2 separate regions of the Homo sapiens genome follow, and region 1 is linked to region 2. Evidence: chromatin loops called from intact Hi-C (ENCODE). Cell type or tissue: CD4-positive, alpha-beta T cell. All regions are shown on one strand. Links, peaks and the distances in the headings refer to the core of each region. The heading gives the core; the rest is flanking DNA.

Evidence for each region. Peaks named below come from ENCODE experiments on the same cell type or tissue, not always from the same donor. Only the 100,000 strongest peaks of a DNase experiment are listed, where the experiment ranks them.
Region 1: it touches region 2 in a loop (4-fold over the local background); 2 of 110 quality-filtered maps call a loop at or near these places.

What each region holds. Positions count from the first base shown.
Region 1 is chr1:110,740,400-110,748,815 of GRCh38, forward strand. No RefSeq gene overlaps it. Among named protein-coding and RNA genes, the nearest start is that of KCNA3, 70 kb to the left of the region's middle. In CD4-positive, alpha-beta T cell, for the core only: no CTCF peak of the experiment used is centred there; a DNase peak (open chromatin) is centred at 6,472.
Region 2 is chr1:110,150,693-110,159,179 of GRCh38, forward strand. SLC6A17 (solute carrier family 6 member 17) reads left to right here. Exons shown (of 12, transcript NM_001010898.4): 1 at 1-191. Among named protein-coding and RNA genes, the nearest start is that of SLC6A17, 4.4 kb to the left of the region's middle. RefSeq lists an enhancer at 1,475-1,769. In CD4-positive, alpha-beta T cell, for the core only: no CTCF peak of the experiment used is centred there; a DNase peak (open chromatin) is centred at 5,389; H3K27me3 peaks cover 2,260 bases.

The DNA of each region.
Region 1 (8,416 bases), core at 3,417-8,416, 590 kb after region 2:
CCTAATTTGATCATCATACAACATATATATGTATAATATAAAAACATCAAATTTTACCCCATAAATATGCACAATTACAATGTGTCAATTAAAATTTTTTAGGTAAATTAAAAAATAAATTTAAAACTCCTTTTTTGACTAAAAATGTAACACACCTTAGAATGAAAATATTAAAAAATTATAAAAATATTTAACATAAAAGTTAAAAAGTTCCCTACCTAAAATTTCTATTCCCATCCCAGGATAGCCACTGTTGATGGCTTGATATATATATTCATCCAGTATTTAAAAAAATGAATACTGTAAAATAAAAAACATTTTTCTCAAGTGGTCATATGCTGTCTATTGTTACTATTACTATTATTACTGAACTTGCTTTTTCCTATTACTATATCCTATATATCTTTCAGTGTCAGTACATGAAGATATTTTTTCTTTTTAACTAGCATATGGGATACTGCTGTGCCATAATTTAATCAGTTTAGGACATGACATTTGTTTAGCCCCATTAAGTCCCAGTTTCCTCATAGTTTCAATAAGAATGATAACAGTACCATTTCATAGGGTTGTTGTAAGGATTAAATAAGCTTTTTTTGTTTGTTTGTTTATTTTGTTTATTTATTTTTTTTTTTTGAGACGGAGTTTTGCTCTTATTGCCCAGGCTGGATTGCAACGGCACAGTCTCAGCTCACCGCAATCTCAGCCTCCCAGATTTAAGCAATTCTCCTGCCTCAGCCTTCCCAAGTAGCTGGGATTATAGGCATGTGCCACCAAACCCCAGCTAATTTTGTATTTTTAGTAGAGATGAGGTTGCTCCATGTGGGTCAGGCTGGTCTCGAACTCCCGACCTCAGGTGATCCGCCCACCTCGGCCTCCCAAAGTGCTGGGATTACAGGCGTGAGCCACCACGCCTGGCTGGATTAAATAAGTTTTTAATTGAAAAGGATTGAGTATAGTGCCCGCCATATTTTAAACAATTAATGGTAGTAATATATCATTTATGTCTTGTATCTGCATCCCAAGGGCTTAAAATTCACACATCCTACCAACTCATGGAGTTAAGTATACAAATGAAACACAAACATAGAAGGAATGGATGACCTGTAAATGCTCATATCACTGCAAAGTGGCCTAGCATCTTAAGTTTCCAGATGTGAACACTATTCACTGAATCTAAACAATGGACAAGATATAGCTGAAAGGTAAAGATCACTTGGGCCCTGAATCTTTTTTTTTTTTTAACCTTTTTTTTTATTATTATACTTTAAGTTCTAGGGTACATGTGCACAACGTGCAGGTTTGTTACATATGTATACATGTGCCATGTTGGTGTGCTGCACCCATTAAATCATCATTTACATTAGGTATATCTCCTAATGCTATCCCTCCCCCCTCCCCCCACCCCATGACAGGCCCCAGTGTGTGATGTTCCCCTTCCTGTGTCCAAGTGTTGACTGTATTTCTCACTTATGCATTGTAGACATAGCCAAAAGTGTAATAGGGCTGGCTGCTTGCTTTGTACTGCGCCCAATTCATTGACATAACAAACTGAGGGTTTATAAAGAGTAATTTTGATGTAGTGGCACAATGTAATGAAAAGTGCACTTGGCTTGGAATCAAAAGACATAGACTCAAAGCTGGGCTCTGCTGCCCACAGGTCTGTGACCGAACAGTCTTCCTATACCTCAGTTTTCCGATCAGTAAAGTAGGACCAAAAAATGAGTCTACCTCCCAGACCTTCTGTGAGTATTAAGATAATAAAAGCACCTAAAAAAGTTCTTATTGAGATCAGTAAATGTTGAGTACATGAATTAATCATGATACATAATTAATCAAGTGTACTCAAATAGGAAGAGAAGATAACTGTGCAGAAGAAAAGTCAGACTAGGCAAGTGAGAGTAATATAATCTCAGACTATGTTCACAGAAACTTGTTGATATGATGTGGCTGTTCTGTAACTGCCCAATGGGTTCACCTTGCCAGCTACCTAGACAGAACCAATTTATCAAGACAGGGGAATTGCAATGAAGAAAGAGTAATTCATGCAGAACCGGCTGTGTGGGAGATGTGAATTTTATTATTACTCAAATCAGTCTCCCTGAGCTTTCGGGGATCAGAGTTTTTAAAGATAATTTGGCGGGCAGAGGCTTGGGAAGTGGGGAATGCTGATTGGTCAGGTTGGAGATGGAATCATAGGGGGTTGAAGTGAGTTTTTCTTGGTGTCTTCTGTTCCTGAGTGGGTTGGCAGAACTGGTTGAGCCAGATTACCGTTCTGGGTGGTGTCAGCTGATCCATGAATGTAGGGTCTGCAAAATATCTCAAGCACTGATCTTAGGTTTTACAATAGTGATGTTATTCCCAAAAGCAACTTGGGGAGGTTCAGAGTCTTGCAGCCAGGGGCTGCACAACCCGTAAACTGTAATTTCTAATCTTGTAGCTAATTTGTTAGTCCTGCAAAGGCAGACTGGTCCTGAGGCAAGAAGATGGCCTTTTCAGGAAAGGGCTGTTATCAATGTTGTTTCTAAGTCAAGCTGTGAACTGAATCCATCCCCAAAGTTAGTTCCGTCTACACCCAGGAATGAGCAAGGACAGCTTAACAGTTAGAAGATAGAGCTTGTTAGGTCTGATTTCTTTCACTGTCATAATTTCCTCAGTTATAATTTTGTAAATGTGGTTTCAGTTCCACTCCACGATGCACAGGTCATGTTTCAGGTCTCATGTGCTAGGCTGAGCAGAGGAAACTAGGTAGAGAACATATAGGACATGTGGCCACCCTCCTGCCCTTGAAATACCTGAAGGCCTTCTGTGTAACCCAAGACTAGTTCCACCTGAGTCTTTGGGGGAAAATTTGGGAGAATTTGATTCAGTATTTGGATAACTTTTTCGTGGGCAGATCTGATTATAGAAAGAATAGGCCTCATCAAGTTTCCTGGTATGGGAGTGTATGCAGAGCCTGGCTACAGGCCTTGGATGTCATGAGGGAGATAAACCAGCCAGGGATAGGTGGTTGGGACAGATGGTCTCTGAGGAACCCTGAGATTTTGATATTCAGGAACACTGTGGATGGATACAAGAGAAAGAAGCAAATGCATGTTTACTAACAATGACACAAATGCATAGAAGGAAAGAGCTTTGAAATCATTCTTCAGCCAATTACTAAAGGTATTTTGGTCATTTCTGTACTAATATAAGGAAGTGGGTAACTGGCCTTTGTTATGGGTTGAATTGTGTTCCTCCACAAAAAATATGCCAGTACCTTCCTCAGATTGTGATCTTATTTGTTAACAGGATCTCAACAGAGGCAATCAAGTTAAAATGAGGTTATGATAGTGGATCCTAGTCCACCATGAGTGGTATTTTATGAAAATGAGAGATTTGGACAGAGAGAGACATGCACAGAAGGAAGGGGATGTGAAGACAAAGGGAGCACACCATGTGCAGATGGAGGAGAACCAGAATGATGCATTTACAAGCCAAGGAATGCCTGAGGCTACCAGAAGCTAAGAGAGAAGCCTGATACAGATCCTTCCCTAGCACCTTCAAAGAGAGCATGGCTCTGTCAACACATTGATTTCAGACTTCTAGCCTCCAGAACTATGAGACAATAGATTTATGTTGTTCTAAGGCACCCAGTTTGTGGTACTTTCTTATGGTAGCCCTAGGAAATTAACACATCATAGTAATATGTAAGCATTCTTGTGCTGAGCATTGTGAGTTTTTCCAATCATCTTTCCCTCTGACAGTATGCAGGGAGAAATACCCAAGAAATAGTAGCCATATAGGACTCAAAGTGTCACAAGATGGTTAGAGTCAGTATGGGTCTTTCTTGTAAATCTGAAATCGAGAATGTGACTTTTGCCTCAAATGAGCCTCCAATATCTTCTTAAACTGTGAATCTAAACCTTAGGATAGCTCTACCCTCTGGCCAGCTCTTTAAAGAAAGAAATGTCAGAAGGTGGAGAGAGAGAGAGAGAGAGAGAGAAAGAAAGAGAGAGGACATCTGACCTGCCTAAGGTGCCAGATCTGGCTGCAACATGTCTCCTAGGTGCATGAAGGAAAGGCAAGCAAAAGGGGAGCAGAACATGGGGTTTGGCCTTTAAACACACAGTGTCTCTGCCCATGGGAAAAAGCATTCTACTTGATGGATTAGGATAATAGCTTTCCCTCCTTTTGGAGAGAAGCAAGGGGTATAAGTGAGCAGAGAGGAAGAGAGAAAAGTGGTTGTGGGGAAAGAAAGCCAAGTGTTCTCCTCCTTGCCATGAGGACAAAAGAAGTGGGTTGTCCATATCTGTCTTGCTGATTAGTTGCTGATTTGGGCCCCGTGCTGAAATGTTTTTATTCCAATGGTGATCAACTCACCCCAGTATAATTCAATTCAACAATTACTTATTAAGCACTCACTCTGGGCAAGGCACTGTTGTAGAATCAGGAAATGAGTGAGAGGTCTCTGTCATGAAGGAGCGTATGATTTGCTGTCAAACACTATAGGAGAAATGCAGCTATAGTAAGAAGTGCAGCAAAGTCTTCAGCCCTGGCTGCCCGTTAGAATCACCTTGGGATGCTTCAGCGAAATACTGATCCCACTACCAGAGGTGCAGATTTAACTAGTATGAGATGAGATCCAGGCACTGGTGTTTTTATAATTTCCTCATGAAATTCTGATGGGCAGCCAGGATTGAGAATCACTATGTTATGGAGCAGAGAGGAGCAAAGAGTAAGGGCCAAGGGAGGTGAGTGAGGAAAATTTAAGGCTGTTTTCAATGAGTTTTGAAGAATGGTTTGGATTCCCACATGTGGGGCTTGGGATGGGGAAGTCTTCCACAGTTGGGAAGAACCACATGAGTAGGACACGAAGGTGAGAAAGCATGGGGCATGAACAAAGAATAGCTGGTCTGGTTTGTATGGTTCCCAGAGCACCTAAGGAGTAATGGAGAATACGCAGGAAAGTGGAGTGGAGACTGCATTGTCCAAGGGTTCACAGCAAGCATTGGTAGAACCAGAAGCAGAATGCAAGTTTCCTGACTCCTGGACCATACCAGGAAGCAGAGTCAATAATCAGAACAGCAGTCATGGGGCATGATGAAGAAGCTGAGTTAGAGACTCTTCTTCATCTGGTTAAATCCCAGTGACCCAGGGCAGATATAAGCTGGGAACCAGAAAACACTTGTCAGTTTTATTGGTTTGAAGAGAATGAAGTGATCTGATTCCTTTGGGAACACAGGGATTAGGAAATGGTTTGACCATCAAGATGATGGTAAATGACCATCTTAAATATAATGGAAACCAGAAATTAATTTACTTTTTCTAAGCCACATAGGTAGGAATTTGCCTGATTTCAAAGTCAGTGTTTTTCCCACTTAATTTAAATTCTCCTTTGTCTGGTACCCCCATTCTGGGTGTATACTATACTCCATACAGTCTGTGCATAGCTCTGTATTTTACAACCATCTTGTTTTATACTTATGTAATTATGACTCTGTTTATCTTATTAGATTGTGAGTTCCTTGAAGGTAGGGCCACATCAGATTCTAATCAAATCAAAATTATATGGGGTCGATATCAGCCTGGCCAACAAGGTGAAACCCCATCTCTGCTAAAAATACAAAAAAAAAAAAAAAAAATAGGCGGGAGTGGTGGTGCATACCTGTATTTCCAGCTACTCTGGAGGCTGAGGCAGGAGAATCGCTTGAACCTGGGAGGCAGAAGTTGCAGTGAGCCGAGATCATGCCACTGCACTCCAGCCTGGGCGACAGAGCAAGACTCCATCTCAAAAAAAAAAAAAAAATTATATGGAGGTTCCAAGGTACATGTTATAACTATTCGTTTATTTAACAGGCACTTAAATGATGATACAATGTGCCAGATACTTGAAACAGAGTAGTAAAAATATTTAGTCCCTGTCCTCAAGGAATTCACAGTCTATAACAAAACCTCTCACGGAAGAGTGCTCACCAACCCTGTGCCCTCTCTCACCTTTCTCTGTTGATTTAATTAATCCTTGCCTAGTCAGGCCAGTGTAAACCATAATCCAGGTATCGAATCTATCCCCTGGCCTCAGGGATGAATTGAGTTCTACGGTATTGATAAGATTCATCTGGATTAACCCCTGTAAATGTGATTTGTAAGTGGAAGAGAAAGTAATAAACCATGACATGGAGAGGCAATTTTTGATGCAGACAGATGGGTTTTAAACAGTAGGCATACAGCCAGGCAACTGGGCTGTAGATGAACAAGAATGTCAGTCCTAACATGGGCAATGGCCACTAAGCACATAGTTCCTGCATCTCAAGATCCAGGTCAGTAGGACCGCAGAATGTCAGCGTGAGACACACTGCTTAAGGTATATGACTAAACAAACACCAGTAAAATAAACTTTAGGTTAAACTTACTGATGCAATCTTAAATTCCGTCCCCAAGCCGTGGTCAACTTCTAAAACTAGAGAAGCTGCTGCTGCGTGTCTCTGTCCTTGGTGCTGAAACAAAGCCCATCGCGTTGGTCCCTGCCCTTGAAGTGCCGGTTTTCCTGAGATGTTGTTGTGGTTGGGGGAGTGATGGGATATAGCCCTCCACCCCACTTTTATGGGGGAGGAGGTGGTGGTGTTCAATACTAAATGTCCTAGATGTGTGCCTGGTTGACATGGATGTCTGAGATAGGCCTGGGAAGACAGCCTCAGCTCTCCATCCTCCTTTATGCCGCTGACACTGCATATGCATATCTGAAGAATGGTTCTTATCACATAGTATTGGGACTGTAAATATCAGGCCTGACTTCAAAACTATGTTCTGTTCTCTCTTCCTTGCATCTTGCAGCTGCCTTGCTGTTTTGACCGTGATTTGCATTTTAAGGAATTAGGTTGACATGTTTATGGGTCTTTCCTAACACATAATACATTTATTCATCTTATCTCAATACCTAGTACAATATTGGCACATGGTGGATACTTAATAATTTTTTTGGATATAAAAATAAGAAGTTAACACTTGATTATCCTTGGAAAAGGTCTGGAGAGAAAAAAAACATTGACTGGGTAGAATTCTATTTTTCTCTACACTGCCTTTTTCAGCAAGAAATGACATGATTTTACAAGGGTAAATAACATCAAAGTTTTATTAAATGCTCAACCAATCACTGCCCTATCATCACATTGAGGATGGCCAGTGAGGTGAAAAGCCAATTCTCAAGAAAATTAGCCAAACAGCCTGAGATAATAATGTTAATATTTCACAAGTGTGTTTTTCTTTAAACTCTTCTGAAGTGTCATCATATACAACTCAATTTGATTACAACATGCATATGAGGTAGGTGAATTAAGAAGTAGAATCTCAATTATATGAGAAAAACTAAGGTTCAGAGACGTTAGTGTCTTGGCCAAGAAAAACATGTAAGTTATAACTGGTCTTGAAAAGAAAATCAAGGTCTCTTGATCTCTGATCCAGAGCTCATTTCATTGCTCTATAGAGATCAAGGTAAAATTAAGACAAAGGCCTCAGAATCTTAGGTGCTCCTCTTAGCAGTGCTCGTAGAATCTTTGGGTTTTTGAGACACTTTCAGGGCAGTGTCTTGATAGAAATCATTTCCTCCCAGTTATATAAGTGCTCTTCTTTTCATGGGTACCAACAGATACAGCCAAATTATCTGTATGTGCCTTTATTCTATTTGGTGATCTTAATTTACTCCAGATAAGTCTTGCTCCCTGCCTTAAATTTATTGACACTCCAGATAAGTCTTGCCCCTGCCTTAAATAATTTTGTTTAAAATTTTATTTATTTGCCTTGGTCATTCTTAAATTCAGGCAAAATGCTATGGACTCTTTCAACACTGGCCAAAAATTAAACAGATCCAATCTGTATTGAATGCCTAACACACATTTATGCATTCAATTTTTAATGATTTTTTTTACCTTCTTAGTTATTTGCTTTCCTGTGGGAAAGCTATAAAGGGACCCCAAAATGATGAAATCCTAGAGGGACTTACAGTATTGTTGGGAGACATGCTATAAAGCTGTGAAGTGCTTAGTCATAATAATAGTTTAAGACAAAAGTACGAGAGCGATTGCAAGGCAGCACTTGACTGATTGTCAAATAAGTGGTGCAGATAAGGATTCCATGGTTTTGAGATATTATATATTGATTTCAGGAGATTGAATTGGACTGGGTACAGTCCAATACCAAGGGGTAAATAAGTATAAGCAAGGCACTAACAAAAATTTCCACCAAAATATAATGAGGGCAATCCCTTTGACAGGCTTTGAGGAAAAGAAGAAGAAAGATGGAAAGACGCTAGTTTATCCTGAATCTCGGGAAGTAAAAGGAAAAATTTTATAACTATGAGGCAGAAGTAAACTATAGTTGTAGTCTCTTGAACATTAAGTAGGAAAAAATTAGAGATACCATTTATTTATTTTAAAATTTTTTA
Region 2 (8,487 bases), core at 3,488-8,487:
GGACTGGTGGTGAGGCAGGGAGTGAGGAGCGAGCGGAGTCGCGTGCGCCGGCGCGCAGCTCCGGGTCGCCCCAGCCCCAGCCGGGGGCCTGTGGCCCGGGGGAGGAGCTGTGCGTCCGCGACCCGTCGGGGATCGCAGCTGCTCGGCCGGAGTGCACGGGCCGAGTCTGCGCGACTACCCACGCGTGACAGGTGAGTCGCTGGCCGCGCCCCGCCTGGCTTTACCGGGCCGGCCACTGCAACTTTCCCTGTTCTGGCCCCGCCCCAGCCAGGGAGGGCTGAGGACCAAGGTGTGAGGCGGCGCTGCCCCCGCATCCGCCCGACCCTGCGCTCGTCCCGGGCTCCTCTCGCCGCTCCAGCCGCCGTTGCCTGGCGACGGAGCCCCGGGGCCCGCTCTCCTTCGCGCATCGGGGTCCCCAGCGGCGTACGCACGGGTTGGACACCGGGCTTCAGCTTCTGGTGCTCAGAAGGGCCCAAGAACTCCGGAGGAAATTGGGCTTAGCTGCGGAGGCAAGCGCCCGCGGAGAACCGGAGGGGGCCTGTCCGGCCCATCCGCGGCTTGAAACTGCGCGCCCAGGGCGCAGTTCCACTGGGAGCCTCTTACGCAGCTGGAGACCCCAGCCCCAGCCGCTCGGCCTCAGGCCTGTGACCTTGACAGTAACATTGGCAAGCGAAGCAGAACTGTCACGCCCGAGATGAATATTTAATTCTCAGTCCTGGGGCTGGTCCTCGCTGGATTCGGAGCTAGCAGAGAGCCCTTCCTCCCTCGTGGGAAGCGCATCTGGGGAACGGAATGGCTGAGACAGGGGACGTGCGTGTGGTGCCCATCTGGAGGGGGCGCCGTCCTGGCGGGTCGAGAGGCCTCTGCTGCATTTATGCCTGTGTGCGCCGTGCTCTGAAGCGATGCTGGATGCTCGCAGTACTATGGGTGGGCCGCTCCCCAGGGGCGCGGCTGCCTTGGAAAGAAGCGTGATGTTTCCTTTTAAAGCCCAGACAGCCCTGTCAGAAATCAAATTCAGAAATCCCAAGGCCATTCACCTTACAGGACCTAGGCCCTGTCAAGTTGGCTTTAGAAAATATTTTTTGATGCCATTCCTCTTTCCTTTTTTTTTTTAAGAAATACTTTAACAGGCCTTTTGGATTACGAGATTTCTAACCAGAGCTACCTTTGGGCAATTCAGCTGTGAACTTGAGGCAGATGGGGGTGGGTTGGGGAGACAGGGAAGTGGTAATGAGGAGGAAGATTCTTTTCCGGGCATTGTCCTTGTTAACAGGAACTTCAGGAACAAAGACAATCCTGTAATGGCTCCAAAAAAATTCGGCCAAAACTTTAGTTAGCGCCTAACTGTTAAGGCCTTGCTGGACACGCTCACTGATGTCTGGAGAACAAGGTCAGAGTGTGTTGAGGTTAACAGTGGGGAGTTCTTGTGTCTCGTTCTGTGCTTACATTATCCCATGGCTCTGTGAGGCGGACCCATCACCTGGGCAGGAAGAGCTTTGAGGTCACACCTGATTGTCCTTGGCCATGGCTCATCCACGAGGACCGTCAGAGGCTTTAGCTCCACTGCCGGATTTTTCTCCAATGGAACATCTGTGGCTAAGTAGGTGGTTGAGTTTCAGCGAATCCCTGAAGCTCAGCCTGGAGGGTGACTCAGTGCAGGAGGCAAATGGTGCCCACCAGCTCTGATTGGAGTGAGTTTGTTTGGCCTGAGTCACACACAGAGTCGTGTGTCAGCTGTTTGTGAGTTGATTGGAGTTCTTTAGCAGGACTCGTGAGCAGGAATGGCCTGAGCCCAAGTGTTTTGGGCAGAGGTGGGCAAGTCCTCTGAAGGAGCTAAGCAGAGCTCTGGCTGTTGAGCAAGGGTCCTGGAGCTCTGACTCCTTGGGAAGGTGAGCAGGGCCAGGCTGGGCTGGGCAGGGAGATGGGGAGAGGTGAAGGGGAGGGTAAGGAAAGGCTCTGTGATTGTGGTCAGAACTGGGCCCAGTGTTCTGCCATGTGCCAGTGGGGTGACCTTGGGCAAGTCAATTCACCTCGGGAGTCTCAGAGTTTCCTCAGTTGTAAAACAGGGATGCCTATGATATTATTTCTGCAGGCTTATTTTGAGCCAGGTGCTAGACACAGCAGGTGCTCATTAGATGTTAGTTCCCCATCCCTTCCCTTATGGGCCTTAACCAGAGGCAATTCTTTCTCTCATTGCTTCTGCTCCATCATGAAAGGGGTTGTGGGGACACATGAAGGTTCGGTGCTTCCCATGTGATTAAGAAGGACCTGTAACTCAGCTTCACATAGACCTGTTTCCAACCCTCAAGTCTCCCCATGAGACCCTAAATTGGGAAGCCTGCTTAAGAGCAGGATTAGTGTTGGGGTAGGGGTGGGGTTCAGCTGTGCTGGGTCTGCTGGCTGCCCTTGGCCACCTGCAACAGCTCTGGGGTGACTCCAGCACCACAGACCTTGACTCCTTGGGGTTGTTTCTGACTGTAGCCTGGTCCCAAGCTGCAGCACGTGCTGGGTGGACTTCAGGGGTCACTTCTCTTTGTTCAGGTCTTACCATCCTCCTCCCCACCCATTCTATCCATAATAGAATTGAAAGTTACAAGAGAACTGTTCAGGAGAGCTGAGACTGGCCTCTCCTGGAAAGGAAAGTGAGGTGTGTGATTCCTGTTTTCCTGAAGGACCCTGGGCCCCTAGTTTTCTCCGTCTATAAAATGTCCAGATTTGGTGCTGAGCTAAGATGTGTGTGCCTTAAGAGTGAAGGAAATAAGGGGATCCCCAGTGCAGCAAGAAAGAAGCCATGCTGGCTCAGGGGACTCCAATCTGCTACTGGAAATGTGTGTGTGTGTGTGTGTGTGTGTGTGTGTGCATTGCATTCACCATTCATTCTGTAGCCAATGCCCTCCCCATTGGATCCAGGAGCAAATTCCAAGGATGGCAGAAACAGAGATGAGAAGATTCCAGAGAAACAGGTTCCTTCTGCCTGTGTACCCTCCCTTCCTTTATACTCCTTTTCTGTCCAGGTTTGCTGCAGCAGGACAATTCATCATTAATCCCTTTAAAGCTGCTAAGATAAGCAGCAGAATAGTTTAAGGGGAAGATGGATTTAAGCTTTTTTGCTAGAACTAGCTCTGAGTTATCACTTGCTCCCAGGCTGAGCTACAAGAAGTCCTCACAGCCAAACATCTGGAGCACCAGGATGGGGGAAAAAAAACCTGTCACCTCAGCCCCTGTGTTTCCCTCCCCTGAATGATGTTGCTGGCTGCCAGAGGTCAGAAGCACAGAGCCATAGGTAGATGTGATTGCTAGAGCAGTATCCCAAACTCAAGTGGGGCAGTGATATGTAAGGAAATGCCTACTTTGCATGCTTTTAGGAGGGGTGAGTGCTGTTCTGGATTCCAGTGGCTCACACTGTGCTTGGCACAAATTGATAATATCCAGTTGCTTATTGAGGCTTCTGTGCTGTGCTAAGTGCTTTATTCCCAGACCATCTCATTTAATCTTCACCACAATCCCAGGAGACAGATATTGCTATCTCCAGTTTACAGATTGTAAAATTTAAGGTTCAGAGAGGTTAAATAATTTGTTCAAGGTCACACAGGTGAGTGGCAACTAGAGAATTGGAACTCTATCAGTCCAAACTTCATGTTCCTAACCTCTATGTGATACTTTTCCGCAATACATTCTTAATAAATGCTGACAACCTAGGCATTTACCCAAACAAGATTGTCTAGAGCTGTGGGTCCAGTTTTTTTAAGTTAGTGCCCCGGGAAAAGGGGAAATCGGCCTGTACTAATTGGAAATTGGTGGAAAACAAACATAACCAAACGTCCAAGGTTTGGGGAACATGGTATTTGGCTCCAGGTGGGTTGAAATACAGAAAAAGATCCCAGGCTTCATCTTGGTGCTTTCTTGTCCTTTCCCTGCCCTTCTCTTCCTGACCTCTACTGCCCTTGACCTCATTCCCTTAAAATCTGTCTAAGCTAGGGGTTCGTGTGTAGAGCAGTGAGAGGAGTCAGAGCCGGTGGATGTTGCCCTGAGAATTTCTGCATATGCAGAATCAAGGACGGCCACTTGCTGATGGGAGCTTGGTGGGTCAGATTTCTCTGCTGAAGAGTGTATGCCAGGGATTTGTAGCAGTTTCTGGTGAGGCCCCAGACCCCAGAGAAAACTACTAACACTTCAAGGTTATTTACAGCAGCTGCTGGCAGGGCTGCTTGGGGAGATTCCACTTGCTTCTTCCTGGTCTTTTCCCACAGAGAGCCCACTTTCTCCTCACTCCAAAACTCTGCCACACGTGTCCGTGGCCGTTCTGGGAAACATGGCACCTGATTCCTCCAGCTTCTCTGTCTCTTCTCTTTCTCTGAAAAATCGCCATCCCCAGAACAGGCCCATGCTGTCCTAGCCTGCCCATCATCTCCAAACCACCTGAGATCTCAGTGGGGAAGTTCCTGAAGGTGGATAACTGAATGTAAGTATTAATGCTCCTCACTGGCAGTGGACGAAAAGGACTTCCCAGAAACCCTTGCTTCATAGGCAGCCATTTTGTGGAGATAAGTCCTTTGATAATTCTCTTTCTCTTCCTTCTCCTCCTCCCATGAGTGATTCTTAAAACATTGCTCATTTATGGGCAAATCCAGTTTTTTTTAAAAAATACATAGTTAGACGTTCAATATGTACAGAAAATTCACATGTAAGAACATAAGCTCAGATGCAATATGAATTACTGTATACACTTACTCTCATGTTCAGAACCAGGTATGTTTTGTTAGAGAATAATTCTGGGTCAGGTGAGTTCTAGGCTGCCTGAGTCCCTAACTAGGGAGTTGAGGCACAAAGCCCTGTCCAGTCTATGTCCTCTTGTGGAGTGGGAGTGAGGCACATATAGAGCAGAGGAGTGAGTACCCCAGCTCACAGGCCCTGGGGTCACCTCATTAGCTGCAGTTGTCCCACTGAGCTGCCACTCTGCCTTCCCGAGCCTACCTAGCAGTTTATTTGAAGATAACAAGTTGCCTGTCACTGTACGCCATCATTTCTAATTAGTGGTTCAATTAGAATTTCTGCTGGATTCTGCATCCCACCAATTTACCACCTTCTATTTTGCTTGCAAGTGGAATTCACTGGTCCACACCCCAAAATTCTGCCAGTTACATTTTTCTTTAATTATAAGACTCCTGGGTTCCTGAGGCTTTAAATCCCACACCAGCTCTAAATGGAGCAGAAGCAATGTTTGCTAAAACTACCTTGCAAGAGGAATGAATAGTCACTCGATAGGGTGGTTCCAGAATGTACTGCCAAGTGAGTATTCATTGAGGACATGGGTCTCCCTTCCTTTGCCCAGGTCTAAAGGAAGGAGAGCAGATGTTCTGTACTGCGCAACCTGGGGCTGGCTCGCAGAATAGCCCGGTGGGCGCTGTCCATGGTCCTGCCACACCACTGGGGCCATCTGCCTGCTAGTAATTTGGGACTCCACATAACAGCTGAAAGGAATCTCCTTGACCAGTTCCCCAAATTGCTTTATATTGTGAGTTTTGGAAGAGAACTTGGTCAAGTGAGGAAGATCCTGCTCTCTGGGAGAAATGGTGGTAGATGAGCTCAGTCCACTGTTGACTTCCTGAATGTATCATTTTGCAAGGCTGCATGGTGCACTGCAGAACTTCCCAACCAGTGCCACAGATGGGTAGCATGTGGCCCAGAAATAATGATGCCCTCATCCCTTGGAGTAGCCTGGGATGGCCTAGCATGGTGGCGCCTCCTCCGTGTACCCCAGTGTGCCATGATAGTGTTATTTTCTGTGTCATGACATGCAAAAGATTGGAACATACCAGTATGTCAAAAAGAATATAGCTACAGTTTGGTAGATGACAGTCTGAATCCCCGCTCTTCCATTTTATGGCTGGGTAATCTTGTACATGATAGAGGCTTCTTTGTCTTGAAGATAAGAATTGTATTTTATCGTAAGTTGTTGGGAGGATAAATAACACATGTAAGCACAGTGGGTCACCTGTGGCTTGTCCCAATAGGATGCTTTTCTGCCCAGCCCTCTACAAAGCTGCACTGGAGGCTGATGAGAAAAGAGACACAAACCCTTCTCATTTTCAGGAAAGAGACATCATGTTGGGACTGTAATTAAGGGTTTCTGATCACTATTCCTTCAAGAGCTCTTCAGCAGTCCGTTTGGTAACTCAGGTAATTGAACACCCTTGGTTCCCTCTGTCTCTTTCTAAGACAACAGAAAATAGTGGTTTTAAGAAAATCCAGGTCAGATTATTTTGGCAGATGCTGTGAGGACTCATCTGTCCCCATGGTGGTCCCCCCATGAATGAGGAAAGAAGGGAATGAGGCTTTCACTAGTTATTCCTGGACTTTTATTTGCACATCTGGTTTGTAAAATTTTTCTTTTTCCAAATTGGTATACTCTCACAGGTCCTTTATCTGTCTGAGACCTGGTGTGCCCTTCAGCACCTCACGTCCTCATTTCCCTTTCTCTTCAAATCTCAAGTCTCATCCAACAGCCTGATCCATATCACCATCATCGCTTACCTACCCTCCCTGTTTCTTCACTTGTCCTACCAGCAGCCATTGATCCCTATAAAAACAGTCAGGTCAGGCCAGGTGTGGTGGCTGACACCTGTAATCCCAGCATTTTGGGAGGCCGAGGGAGGTAAATCACGAGGTCAGGAGATCCAGACCATCCTTGCCAACATGGTGAAACCCTGTCTCTACTAAAAATACAAAAATTAGCCGGGTGTGCTGGCATGCGCCTGTAATCCCAGCTACTCAGGAGGCTGAGGCAGGAGAATCTCTTGAACCCGGGAGGTGGAGGTTGCAGTGAGCCGAGATTGCGCCACTGCACTCCAGCCTGGGCGACAAAGCAAGACTCCATCTCAAAAAAATAAATAAATAAAAATAAAATAAAATAAAAATAAAAATAGTCAGGTCACATTACTCCTCTGCTTGAAAACCTCCAACAGCTTCCCATTAGCCTTGAAAGAAAACCCCAACTCCTTTCCATGCTCCTTGAGTCCTGCCTGTTCTGGACACTCACTGTCTTCCTAGCCCAGCACCTCCCACTCTTCCATTGTTCAGGGTGCTCTAGGCACATGGCCGTCTGTCTGTTCCTTGTACTCACCAGGCATGCAGGTCCTGCCTCAGGACATTTGCACTTTCTGTTCCCTCTGCTCTGAATGCTTTCCCAGGACATCCACATGGCCCACTCTCTCACTCCGTTGAAGTCTTTATGTCACCTTATCGGAGCATACGTCCTTACCCCCATCTCTGTTGTAGCATCCCTGCTGTGCTCCATCCCCTCATACTCTATATTGTATGTGTTTATTTGATATATATACTATCAGATATAGTGTATGTTTATATGTACACTATAAATTATATATTTGTCTGATTTCTATTTGTCCCTCTGCACTAGAAATAAATCCAATGGAGCAGGGACATTATTTGCTCTGTTCTCTGTTGTACTAGAACAGGGCCTAGAACATAATGTTCAGCAAATATTTGTTGAAAGAAGTAAAGGAAAAGAAGGAGGGAAAGAGATTTAAAAATATTTTAAATGCCATATTTTAAAATCCCATATTTCAGCAGTACCTCTAGTTCATAGAAGTCGCTGGGCTCTATTCTCCTTCCAGGCCAAAAGGGGAGTAGAAGTCGGAGAACTGAGCCCCAGTATCCCCTGTCAGCCCACTGTGTCCTTGGGCTTGCACGTGCATGTCCCACCCAGCTCCAGGGCGTTGTGGGATGTGGGTGAGTATGCCTTGATTCCTGGCTAAGCCCATTTCCCACATGTTCTCACATGAAGGTGGTAGCTGGCACTGGTTGATGGCATGCCCCTGAGGGCCTGGCCTGAGTTGAGCATAACTCTTTTGTTACCTCATTTTATACTCATGACAACCCTACGAGGTGTAGCATCCTTCATCCCTATCTTTTCAGGTCTAGAAGGTAAAACCAAGAGGGGTTATGTACTTTCCCAAAGACCAACATCTCATAAATGGCAGAGCAGGACTTTAGGTTTTCCTGGCTCTAAAACCCATGATAGCATTGAGGTTGAGAGTCAGGCTCCAGGGTCAGTCTGTCAGTGCAGATCCAGGGGCTTTGGATGACTTGCCTTATTTCATCAATTCCAAAATGTGTATTTTTGCACATTGCCACATCTTAAAATCAGGACATGACATGCAATCAATAGCTGTTTCAAAATGGCTGTGGGTCTATGGCAGCTCACCCTAGTTGGGTGGGAAACTTTGATGAACCCTTTCTGGTAAGTTCAAGAAAGTGCCAGCATCAAAGGATCCTAGATTCAATGAAATATAGGTAATTATCCCTCTCAGCTTCCATGTCTTCATTTGTAAAATGGGAGTAACAGTGGTATCTACCTGATATAATTACTGGCGGGATTAAAGGAGCTAATATCTGTTTGGTGCTCAGCATGGTGGTTGCCACAGAGATGGGACTCAAGAATTATGGCCTATGTGCTGTGTTGTCATT